Regions from separate parts of the Homo sapiens genome. Here region 1 is linked to region 2. Evidence: chromatin contacts called from ENCODE Hi-C or POLR2A ChIA-PET data. All regions are on one chromosome and are shown on one strand. The core of a region is the stretch at or near the end of the contact, and the rest is flanking DNA. Distances in the headings are between cores, read along the strand shown. Region 1 overlaps SYCP2L (synaptonemal complex protein 2 like). Region 2 overlaps GCNT2 (glucosaminyl (N-acetyl) transferase 2 (I blood group)).

Evidence for each region. A loop is a pair of places that touch in the nucleus more often than their neighbours do. ChIA-PET counts read pairs that join two places held with the same protein, here RNA polymerase II (POLR2A). Pooled maps may share reads with other maps.
Region 1: a pooled map shows a loop between it and region 2 (3-fold over the local background). The contact joins two enhancer-like sites. A Hi-C loop is called at or near these places in 5 of 37 single-sample maps with no recorded cell type and 3 of 50 pooled maps. POLR2A ChIA-PET finds 5 or more read pairs at or near these places in 2 of 52 experiments (OCI-LY7 and activated B cell).

The regions. Positions count from the first base shown.
Region 1 is chr6:10,899,777-10,905,640 of GRCh38, reverse strand. It overlaps SYCP2L (synaptonemal complex protein 2 like), which reads right to left. Exons shown (of 30, transcript NM_001040274.3): 7 at 2,879-2,964; 8 at 2,678-2,766. Among named protein-coding and RNA genes, the nearest start is that of SYCP2L, 16 kb to the right of the region's middle. Within about 2 kb of position 3,725, at least 3 of the 41 ENCODE cell types and tissues checked have a DNase peak (open chromatin) inside an H3K27ac peak, as active enhancers do; they include OCI-LY7, where a contact is called at or near this core.
Region 2 is chr6:10,528,117-10,534,016 of GRCh38, reverse strand. GCNT2 (glucosaminyl (N-acetyl) transferase 2 (I blood group)) reads right to left here. Exons shown (of 5, transcript NM_145649.5): 3 at 4,181-5,386. The coding sequence starts at 5,105. Among named protein-coding and RNA genes, the nearest start is that of GCNT2, 9.7 kb to the right of the region's middle. RefSeq lists an enhancer at 1-15. Within about 2 kb of position 1,501, at least 6 of the 41 ENCODE cell types and tissues checked have a DNase peak (open chromatin) inside an H3K27ac peak, as active enhancers do; they include OCI-LY7, where a contact is called at or near this core.

The DNA.
Region 1 (5,864 bases), core at 2,476-4,975, 370 kb before region 2:
AGTGATTCTTTCCTATGAGCTGCTTGATCTGATTTTAAAAACTAATCTAGGCTGGGCACAGTGGCTCACGCCTGTAATCCCAGCAGTTTGGGAGGCCGAGACGGGCAGATCACCTGAGGTTCGGAGTTCGAGACCAGCCTGACCAACATGGAGAAACCCCATCTCTACTAAAAACACAAAACTAGCCAGGTGTGGCAGCACATGCCTGTATTCCCAGCTACTCGGGAGGCTGAGGCAGGAGAATCTCTTGAACCCGGGAGGCGGAGGTTGCAGTGAGCCGAGAGCGTGCCATTGCACTCCAGCCTGGGCAACAAGAGTGAAACTCCGACTCAAAAAAAAAATGGTAATAATAATAATAATTTAGAGATGTAATAGAATTAAGTTATTACATTATTGTAACTAATGCAGACTCCTGAATTGTATATTCACTCAGAATTTCAAATAAATGCTAACAAGTGTGAGTCGATCTTCTTCTTTTTTTTTTTTTTTTTTTTTTTTGAGACCAAGTCTGGCTCTGTCACCCAGGCTGGAGTGCAGTGGCACGATCTCGACTCACTGCAATGCACTCTGCCTCCCAGGGTCAAGCAATTCTCCTGCCTCAGCCTCCCAAGTAGCTGGGATTACAGGTGCCCGCCACACCCAGCTAATGTTTTGTATTTTTAAGAGAGACGGGGCTTCACCATGTTGGTCAGGCTGGTCTCGAACTCCTGACCTCAAGTGATCCGCCCACCTTAGCCTCAGCCTCCCAAAGTGCTGGGATTACAGGTGTGAGCCACCATGCCCGGCCGAGTCGATCTTTTAATGCCTGAAATAACTCCCATTTTAAAGAACAGATTTGTTGAGAAACCTTGTGATAGTTCAGTCTCTTGTAAGAAGCAGCTCGACTTGTTACTATTAAATAGAAACCAGAAAACAGTACCACTGAGCGAAATTAATTCTGCTTAATTTTATACTTGCAGGTTTTACCTTTGAAGTCCAGAACATTCCAGACTTTCTAGAACACACAGACAATAAGGTAGTGTGTTCAAAGATTAGTTTGAAAACTTAGGAGAAAACATGAGATCAGCTGCTCTCCAAATCTAAATACACCACTAAGAGTAGTGATTTCACTAACGTATTAAATAAAAATTTGTTTAGGAAAAATTCTGTGTAAAAACTATATCCTGCAAAGACTAAATGGACAAACACGACAGCAGTGAGTTTCATGCTCACAAATCACCCATTTCAGGCCCTACACTGTGGCCACACACCACGCAAATAATGTGCCACCATGATGTCCTCCGCGCTGGCTGGTTGTTAGCGCAGTCGTGGGTTCAGGTTCCAACTTCAAAACACGGTGCTGGTTTTGTTGTTTGTATGGTCACACATTACAACCTTACCTCCAAATCTCATGTCCCAAGAATTACGCAACAATGACTTTGGGTCACCAACAAACAAAAAATCCATCACTTGAAAAGCAATCAAAATTCCATGCCCCATTAGTGTAGCTACTGGAAACCTTGGGGCACTTCCTCTTTAGCAGATAATGTGCTAATCACTTTACATGGATTGCTTGATTTAACCTTTACAATAACTATCAAGTAGTATTACTTTGACTCCATTTTACAGGCAAACAAACTGAGGTGTGATGAAGTTAGAGCTGTGCTCATAGACAGCTGGCAAAAGTGGCAAAACTAGGATTTGAAGCCACGCAGGCTCTACCGTCTGTACTCTTAACATTCTCCCATGAGTCACTAATTTAGTTCACATTCACAATGAAAAAATATAGCCTGAGAAAACATTTTGCCTCACAACGTTGAAGCAAAAAGAAAAAAAAATTATAATTATTAAAAAGGAAAAATCTAGGAATGTCTTTTTTATTTTTTTATTTTTATTTATTTTTATTTTTTTGAGACAGAGTCTCGCTCTATCACCCAGGCTGGAGTGCAGTGGTGCAATCTCAGCTCACTGCAACCTCCGCCTCCTGGGTTCAAGCGATTCTCCTGCCTCAACCTCCTGAATAGCTGGGACTATAGGTGTGTGCCACCAAGCCCAGCTAATTTTTTGTATTTTTAGTAGAGATAGAGTTTCTTTTTTTATTATTATTATTTTAAGACAGAGTCTCACTCTGTCACCCTCAGGCTGGAGCACAGTGGCGCGATCTCGGCTCACTGCAAGCTCCACCTCCCAGGTTCACGCCATTCTCCTGCCTCAGCCTCCTGAGTAGCTGGGACTACAGGTGCCCACCACCACAGCCGGCTAATTTTTTGTATTTTTAGTGGAGACAGGGTTTCACTGTGTTAGCCAGGATGGTCTCGATCTCCTGACCTCGTGATCCACCCGCCTTGGCCTCCCAAAGCGCTGGGATTACAGGCGTGAGCCACCACGCCTGGCCGAGATGGGGTTTTGCCATATTAGCCAGGATGGTCTCGATCTCCTGACCTCATGATCTGCCCGCCTTGGCCCCCCAAAGTGCTGGGATTACAGGCGTGATCTACGGCGCCTGGGCACAATGTCTTCTTTTTACCTCAGCCCGTCTTTATCACCTAGCATAGTGCCTGACACATAATAGGTGCACAAAGCATTTACCCAAGAGAGAAAGGACATAATCAGGTCTAAGTAGAACACAGACTGAAGCCATACACTCATGAGAGATTTTACCCTTACTACAGCACGTAACTTATACAAAGTCACTTACATAAGATGACACATGCCTTCTGACAAAGGGAATTTTTTTCTCTCTTCTCGAGGGACAGCGTGCAAAATGCAGTTAAAAGTCTTCAAGCCCTTTTTGGAATTGAGAAGACATTCATGGAGAAGAAAGAAAACAGAGACCTATGTACGATCTTCTTTTAGGTTTCTGGAACCACTATTACCTGTTTTGTTACTTGCAACTCACCTCCTGTTGAAGCAAATGATTTACAGTCTTTTCTGTCACCAGGAATCCTAAGCTAAGTAGGAAGGAATCCAACATCTGAATTTTCCCTGAAAGTATAATTTCAAAGCATCAAATTTATGTTTGGAAGAGTAAGAAAATGACTCCTACACACGGTCAGAGCTTTTCACTAAGGATGTCGTTCTGGCTTTTCTACAATATAACCCACTTTGCAGGCTGTGCCTCTTACAATCCTGTTGCATTGTCTTCTGGTATTAAGGGTTGTGAGCATGTGCACACACGCATACACGCGTTTATTTTCCATGGTTCTTGGTGACTTTTTTGAAACCAAATCTTACTTTAGCTCAGGAAAATTAATTCTCTGATACTTTTATTACAGCAGACTTTTTCAACTTTGGCAATATTGATATTTCAAGCCAGGTAATTCTTCTTCTAAGAAGAACTTGAGAACTGCTGTCAAAATGCAGGGGGGAAAGTGAGCGAGGAAAAGATGCATATGAAGATAAAAACAAAGATGTGACAGATAATCTTACAAAGAGGGAACAGAAAGTAACTGTAATGGACTTTTTGGTGGCCTCCCCACCATCCTTCCCCACTCCTCTGTTACGGAGCAATTGTGCTATTTGGGTGAGACCGATCAGTTCCAGGGGTAAATCTAGACTGGCTTAAACTAGGCAGAGGTGGCCCATTTATCCTTTCATAGTGACTGGTTCATCTGGAGGGCAGGGCATCCAATCAGAGCAAAGCTAGGGCTTTCATTTGCTGGTTGAGGAAAGTGAAACTTTCTCCCCAGATGTGAACCAGGAAGCACAAAGTTCTGGTTGCAACCAACAAGGAAACCACATTGAGAGCAAAGACTAGACTCTGAGAAAGGCAGAACTGAAATTTTGGGCTGCAGAGAAATGGGGCGGAGCCACGCTATTTCCAAACTGCCCACCTCTAGACTTTTCAGTCCCTTGAGCCAGTAAGTTGTCTTTATCATTTAAGCCTATTTGAACTAGATACTCTGTTAAATACACCCAAAGCACTCTACCTCAGCAGTTGTTGACTAGAGATGATTTTGCCCCACAGGGGACACTTAGCAATGTCTGGAGATGTTTTTGGTTGTCATGACGTGGGGATGGATGCTGTTGGCATCTAGAGGGTAGAGGCCAAGGATGCCGCCAAACACCCTCTGATGCGCAGGACAGCACCCACGACAAAGAATTACCCAGTTCAAAATATCTATATTGCCAAAATTGAGAAACTCTGCTGTAATAAAAGTATCAAAGAACAAATTTTCCTGAGCTAAAGTAAGATTTGGATTCAAAATAAGTCACCAAGAACCATGTAAAATAAACACGCTTTCAACCCTTAATATCAGAAGATAATGCAACAGGATTGTAAGGGGCAAAGACTGCAAAGTGAGAGTAATATTGTATAAAAGCCAGAAAGACATCTTCAAACGATGAAAAGCTCTGACCATGTCCCTCTCACAGCCTAATACTCTTACATTTCTTTAACACATTAAACTTGTTGTCATATACAAAGAAGAAGAAATAAGGTACCATCATTTTTTGATGTTAGTAATTAAATTAAGGGTAACTACCGGTAAAATAAAAGTAGGACATAAGCCATTCAAATCACTAGAGAGGGATAAACTGTGATTGAAAGAAAGTCATAATCCATATAGCAGAACACAAACAAAAGAATCATAAAAATAAGTAAGAAGACGTAAGTTTCAGAACAAAAAGGAAGGAGTGATTAATTGTGTCAATTGCAGAAGGAGGTGAGAAGAAATTCAGTGAAAACATCTTTCTACTTCGGAGAGAGGGATTAGACAGTAGCTCTGCAGAGCCTGGGCATAAAGCTCGCACAAGACAACTGTCAAAGGCCACATGTGAAAACCTGTCACTTCAGAGAGGCCAGCCCCGCTAAGGTGACCAGAGTGGGCTCCAAGCACAAACTGTCGTTGCTATAGATGGGACTGTGTCCCCCCCCGAAATTCATATGTTGGAGCCTTAACCCTCAGTGTGGTATTTGAGATGCAGCCTTTGGTAAGGGAAGTTCAGATGAGGTCACGAGTGTGGGATCCTCATGATGGGATGAGTGCCCTTATAAGAGCTCTGGCTCCGTCTAGGCGCGATGGCTCATGCCTGTAATCCCAGCACTTTGGGAGGCCGAGGTGGGTGGATCACCTGGGGTCAGGAGTTCAAAACCAGCCTGGCCAAAATAGTGAAACCCCATCTCTACTAAAAATACAAAAATTAGCCAGGCGTGGTGGCACACGCTTGTAATGCTAGCTACCCAGGAGGCTGAGGCAGGAGAATTGCTTGAACCCGGGAGGCAGAGGTTGCAGTGAGCTGAGAACGTGCCACTGCACTCGTCTGAGCCAACAGTGTGAGACTCTGTCTCAAAAAAAAAAAAAGAAAAGAAAAGAAAAAGAAAGAGCTCTGGCTCTGGCTCTCTGTCCACTTTGTAGCCACACAGCAAGAAGCCAGGTCTCTGCCCACCATGTAGGCATACAGCAAGAAGCCAGAAAGAGGCCATCACCAGAATCCAACCATGCTGGTACCCTAATCTCTTAATCCCAGCCTCCAGAGATAAATGTCTGTTGGCTTAGCCTCCCAATTGATGGCATTTTGTCATGGCAGCCTAATTGGACTAACACAGTCATCTAGAACAGTGTTTCCTCTACCAGGGGCAATGAAAGTCATTATAGCATTATGTGAATCCATAAATGCACCAAGCAATGACCGTAGAGTGAATATATAGCTCACATCTGCACTGTTTTTCAAATATGCAGTATATACATATTGTTGGGATTAATACAAAGCAAGTTTATTTTAAAATGTTACAAAAATCAAAGTAGTTTACCACTGTGCATTTTATCAACCAGTTTTAAAGACAGCAACTGTCATTGTGATGATCATAAAACTTTGACTTGAAAATGTTTGGAACCACTGACTTGAATTATGAGGACCAACCAAGTCAACCAAGTTTTAAAGTC
Region 2 (5,900 bases), core at 252-2,751:
GCAAAGCAAAACCAGCAGAGGTGGAGACTCTGCGACATGAGGACGGCCAACGTCTCGGTGCTGCTAGGGCGGCAGAGCCTGACCACTGCACCAGCAATGAGGATGCGTGGTCCACCTCCCCTGCCTGTGGTCGCAGCCACAGGCCACAAGTAAAAGTGATGTTTCAAACTGAGTTAAATAAAATACATTCTTTTTTTTTTTTTTTTTTTTTTTTTTGAGACAGAGTCTTGCTCTGTCACCCAGGCTGGAGTACAGTGGCATGATCTCAACTCACCACAACCTCTGCCTCCTGGTTCTCCTAAATCGCTGAAGCGATTCTCCTGCTTCAGTCTCCCGAGTAGCTGGGGTTACAGGCACAAGCTACCACGCCTGGCTAGTTTTTTGTATTTTTAGTAGAGTTGGGGTTTCACCATGTTGGCCAGGCTGGTCTCAAACTCCTGACCTCAAGTGATCCGCCCACCTCGGCTCCCCAAAGTGCTGGGATTACAGGCGAGAGCCACCACACCTGGCATAAAATACATTCTTTAAATTCATATTATCTGCTTCTTTTTACTTCTTTTAATGTGGCTCCTGGAAAATCTAAAATTTGATTTTAGATCTATGGCTCCCATTATAGCATTCCTATTGGGCAGTGCTGTTCTCCCTTCCCATGAGACCACTTCAGCTGTGAGATGTTTTTCTGGACTAATTTTTTTTTAAATTTTTATTTCTGAGATGGAGTCTCACTCTGTCGCCCAGACGCGAGTGCAGTGGCAGGATCTTGGCTCACTGCAACCTCCGCCTCCCAGGCTGAAGTGATTCTCCTGCTTCAGCCTCCCGAGTAGCTGGGATTACAGGCACGTGCCACCACACCCGGCTAATTTTTGTATTTTTAGTAGAGATAGGTTTCACCATGTTGGCCAGGCTGGTCTTGAACTCCTGACTTCAGGCGATCCACCCAGCTCAGCCTCCCAAAGTGCTGGGATTACAGGCGTGAGCCACCACACCTGGCCTGGACTAGTTACTTTACAGAATCCTAATCATAATCCCTCAATCATGACAATGAATTGGAACAATCTCAAAATGTCCCTCGCACACCTGCCAAAAAAAAAAAAAAAAAAAAGCAAAAACCACAACATATACACATCAACCAGAAGGACCCTTACAACGGAAAATGGCTCAGATCTCCACATAGCCGGAATAATAATTAAACAAGACAACCCTTAGGTTTCTAATTCCCTAACCTCCTACATTCAGCCCTGCCTCAGGTCAGGAAAGAGTTGGCAGGGCTTGCCCGATGTGGTGGCTCACGAGGCTGAGGCAGGAGGATCGCTTGGGCCCAGGAGTTCAAGACCAGCACTGGCAACACAGCAGGACCTCGTCTCTACAAAAGTTAAAGTTAGCCAGGCATGGGGGCACATGCCTGTAGTCCCAGCCTCTTGGAAGGCTTGAGCCTGGGAGGTCAAGACCAGCACGGGCTGGGTGCTGTGTGGCTCACACCTGTAATCCCAGCACTTTGGGAGGTTGAGGCCGTGAGCCGTGATTGTGCCACTGCACTCCAGCCTGGATGACAGAGTGAGATCCAAAAAAAGAAAAAAAAGAGTTGGCAGAGCTGGTCAGGGTCCTCCGGCAGTGTTCCTCCACACACATAACACAGAAATGACTTCAGGGGCTAACTTTTGTTAAGTTTCTGAAAAACATGAATTGGTGCATTTGTTTTCTATTGCTTTGCCAATCTGTTACTGCTAACACGGGGTGTAAAAATCCAGCTCCAATAGATACATCGAGTCGAGAAGTCAGGGGGTTTCCCTTAAGTTTCTGTTGAGTCCCCTGATTAGGATCACAGACTCTGAGAGTGGGAAGGGACTCGGAGGCCATCCGGTCCAATCCTTGAGGTTTCCTCAGCAGCACTTCCCCAGCCCTGCTTCCCTTGGCTTTGCTCACCATTGAGGAAGCTGCCCGTTTTATTCCCAGCTCCATGTGTTCTCATCTCCCACCCGCTGGCCCTAGATTCTACTTCCAAAACGACAGAGTTGGTCTAATTTCTCTTTCCTGAGCAAATCTTTTAATTAGGTAAAGACACCGATCCCTCTTCAAGTCTTTTCCAAATCAATTATCCTTTTTCTTTGTCTTGGTCTTCTCTAAAAAAAAAAAAAAAAAAAAGTGGGGATTGGCCTTTTTACCTCCCTGGCTGCTCTCTTTGGAACTGCTGTGTCAATGTCTCCCCGTATAGTAGGGTGGCCAGACCTGAAGAGTCTACATCCTACTCCAAGCACATGGGAGAGAAGTGAGGCTTTCACTTCCCTTACTCTGGACACTACAATTCTATTTAAACAGCTCTGTGCTTTCCCCACCAGACTTTCCTGAGCCCTAATTTCTTTTGATCACTATACTTCCCCTTCTGGCTCTGAGAAAATCACAGACTTAAAGAGAATTCTAAGCCTATGAAGCTTTGTATGCCAATATCTAAAACAAGCACCTGCAATGGTTTACACCCCTGGCTGTACATGAGAATCACTTGGAAGCTGTACAAATATCAATAGTTAGGTCTTGCCCCAAGGAGGGAAACAGGCCCTGGCTTAGTTATTTTTAGAAGCCCCAGATGATCGTAATGTGCATCCAGGGTTGAACCAGCAATCCAAAGAAACCAGGACTGTGATCTTCATACAGGTTCCAGTTACTTTTTCCTTTGAACTGCAAATATGAATTCTTATTTTGAATTGAACTAGCAGGACTAAATTGGTTCACTATAAACAACTTGAGATTATTCAAAAATCATTTGGAACTTGGACCAAAGGAGAGATGGAATTGATTTAGCAACAATTGAGACCTTATTGAAAGTCAACCTAAAAAGAACATCAGGCTTAGGAGACCTGGTTTATAATTGGTGCATTTGCTTACTAGCTGTGGGATTTGAGCACATCATGTAATCACATTGAAGTTTCTTCATCTATAAAATGGAGGTACTAGTCTAGAAATCTTTTTTTTTTTTTTTTTGAGACAGAGTCTCCGCTGGAGTGCGATGACGTGATCTTGGCTCACTGCAACCTCCGCCTCCTGGGTTCAAGCGATTCTACTGCCTCAGCCTTCTGAGAAGCTGGGATTACAGGCATGCGCCACCACGCCTGGCTAATTTTTGGTATTTTTAGTAGAGACGGGGTTTCACCATGTTGGCCAGGCTGGTCTCGAACTCCTGACCTTGTGATCCGCCCACTTCAGCCTCCCAAAGTGCTGGGATTACAGGTGTGAGCCACTGCGCTCAGCCTAGAAATCTTTAAGGTGCAATAAGGTTTTTTTGTTTGTTTGTTTGTTTTAACTTCTTGAAAAAAAATAGAGACAGTGTCTCACTATGTTGCCCAGGCTGGTCTCAAACTCCTGGCTTCAAGAGATCCTCCTGCCTCAGCCTTCCAAAGCGCTGGGATTACAGGCGTGAGCCACCATGCCTGGCCATGCTTTAGATTTTTGATTCAAGACCAGAAAAGAGCTTGCAAATAAAAAATTTGAAAGTTGTATCTTGCTCCCATTTCAAAAGGATGGGAGCTTCAACAGAGACAAAAATATTATGAAATCTTCAAATTGTCATTCAAATTTTATTTATAATACATATTCCTGATTTTAAATGCGTTGCGCTTAAAGGAGAATAAGGTTTACATTTTATTTATTTATTTATTTAGAGATGGAGTCTCGATCTGTCACCCAGGCTGGAGTGCAGTGGCACAATCTTGGCTCATTGCAACCTCCGCCCCTTGGGTTCAAGCGATTCTCCTGCCTCAGCCTCTCCAGTAGCTGGGATTGCAGGCATGCACCACCACGCCTGGCTAATTTTTTTAGTATTTTTAGTAGATACAGGTTTTCACCATGTTGGTCAGGCTGCTCTCAAACTCCTGACCTCAAGTGATCCACCTGCCTCCGCCTCCCAAAGTGCTGTGATTACAGGCTTGAGCCACTGTGCTCGGTCACGTTTTTATTTATATGGCCAGTGTTCCTTCGGTCTTTTGTCCTGTGAACAGAGCGGTTCACAAGAGTGGGTGATATAACACATCTCCATTTTACCATTTTACAGATGAAATTTTTTTTTTAATTTGACATTTAAAACCGTAAAGAAGTTTGTCCCATTTTTTCCACTCTTTTCAAAGCAACTTATTTAGTATTGACCATGCAGTGTTTATTCGTAAAAATAAAAGTTAAGAGACGTACATACCGGGAATCCTGTTGAGTGTCACCCAGAAATGTTCGTCGGGGCTGTAGGTGTCCTTGGACCAGGAGAGTAAGTCAAGTGCGAGCTGGTCTTGGAGGACGAAGTTAGCAAAGTCCCTTGTGAGAGCCACGTAGGCCGTGCCAAAGTAAATCACCATGTCATGAGGAGGAGGAGTTTTTAATTTTGTTGTTTTAATCACGTAGGAATTTTTGTGGTTTAACAGTTCTTGGTGGACGTATTTAGTCCGTCCAACAGCGTGGTCAGGAGGCAGCACTCCGGGGGTGATATTTTTCCCTTTAAATCCCTTCAGATACTGAACTATTTCCCTGTTGGTTTTCAGGGGAAAGTCTTGCCCGCAGGTGTTGATGACATACTTCCAGGGAACTTCAGAGGCCACAAGGTCTTCCAGGCAGTTCAGGTCAGCCTGGAGCCTGGAGATCCCCCCATAGACAACCGACTCCTTCTTGGAAGCCAGAAAAGCATTTGGGAAGCAGCTGAGTAACTGTTTCACTGCACCTTTAAAGGCATCCGTCGCCTTCTGATCCAGGTGCACACAGTAGACATTTTGGGGCATATAAATCGCCCTGAAGAGCCTCTCAAAAGTGCCGAAGTCTTTGTGGATGGTCACTGTGTAAGCTAAAGGGAACCCAGCCTCTTCTTCAGAGAGTGTTTCTGTTACATAGTGGCTTCGAACCATGTACTCATAGCAGGTAGCTTCATCAAGGGTAGTTTTCAATGCATTTTCTGTTGGGTAAAAAACTTTCCCCTCAAAAATCTGATGACAGGCTTCTGCTAACAGTGAAGCATTGGACAGAGCTGCCCTCAGAAAACGTTTATTCTCCCATAACTCAGTATTGTAAACAAATACAAAAATCAGGGCAGAGATAAGAGACGCGCTAAAAAGACAGTGCTTCCAAGAGCCCATCATTCACAACCAGGAAATGAGTAAAATATCTCTCTCTTGAGATAGGATCAGAGTGTAGATATATTTAACTTACATTTTCTCCAGGTTCCGAAATCATCCTCGTGATGGCTGAAGCTCTCGTCTGGCTGTTCCCTGTCCCTTCAGTTCACGGTTCTGGTCCTTTTTCTTTCTTCTTCCCCTCTTCACTTACCACTAGGTTGCATTTTCACTTTTCTGTGACACATTTCTGAAGTGGCTCCTTTGCATTTGGCTTGCCTGTTCTCCTGCTAACCTGCAACCTGTGTCTACACAAAAACAGATGTCCTCAGAGAGGTTCTGATTCCAGGGGGTCCACCTGTTCCCACCATGAAATTACAAGTGGGTGAGGTGACCATTCTGCAAGTCATCGGCTCTAAGACCTTAACCTCAGCCTCTTGTCCCGGCCAGAGTCTAGTAACTATGTCCCCTCCCCTGCTTCCTGTTAATCATTGTGTTCAACAGCCTGAGTTTATTTGCTTAAACTGCACTGCCAAGCTACGAGCTTCAGTTTAAAGCATGTGAATACTGCCTGGAGAGATATTCTATCAATAAATATGTAGTGCTTTAAAAAAATTGCTTAACCCTGTCTTTTTCCACAGCCACACCTCGCTCTCCCCATTGGCTGGGTATGCTATACGACATGGCATATGACTGGCTACTGGGCTAAATTCTTTCCAGGGCTTAATTTTGTCTGCTGCTGGGTAAAGTCCTTTAAAATGCCCATTAATTAGCAAGCTTACCTCACCACCTAACTTACTGCACAAAGTGACTGTGGCACTC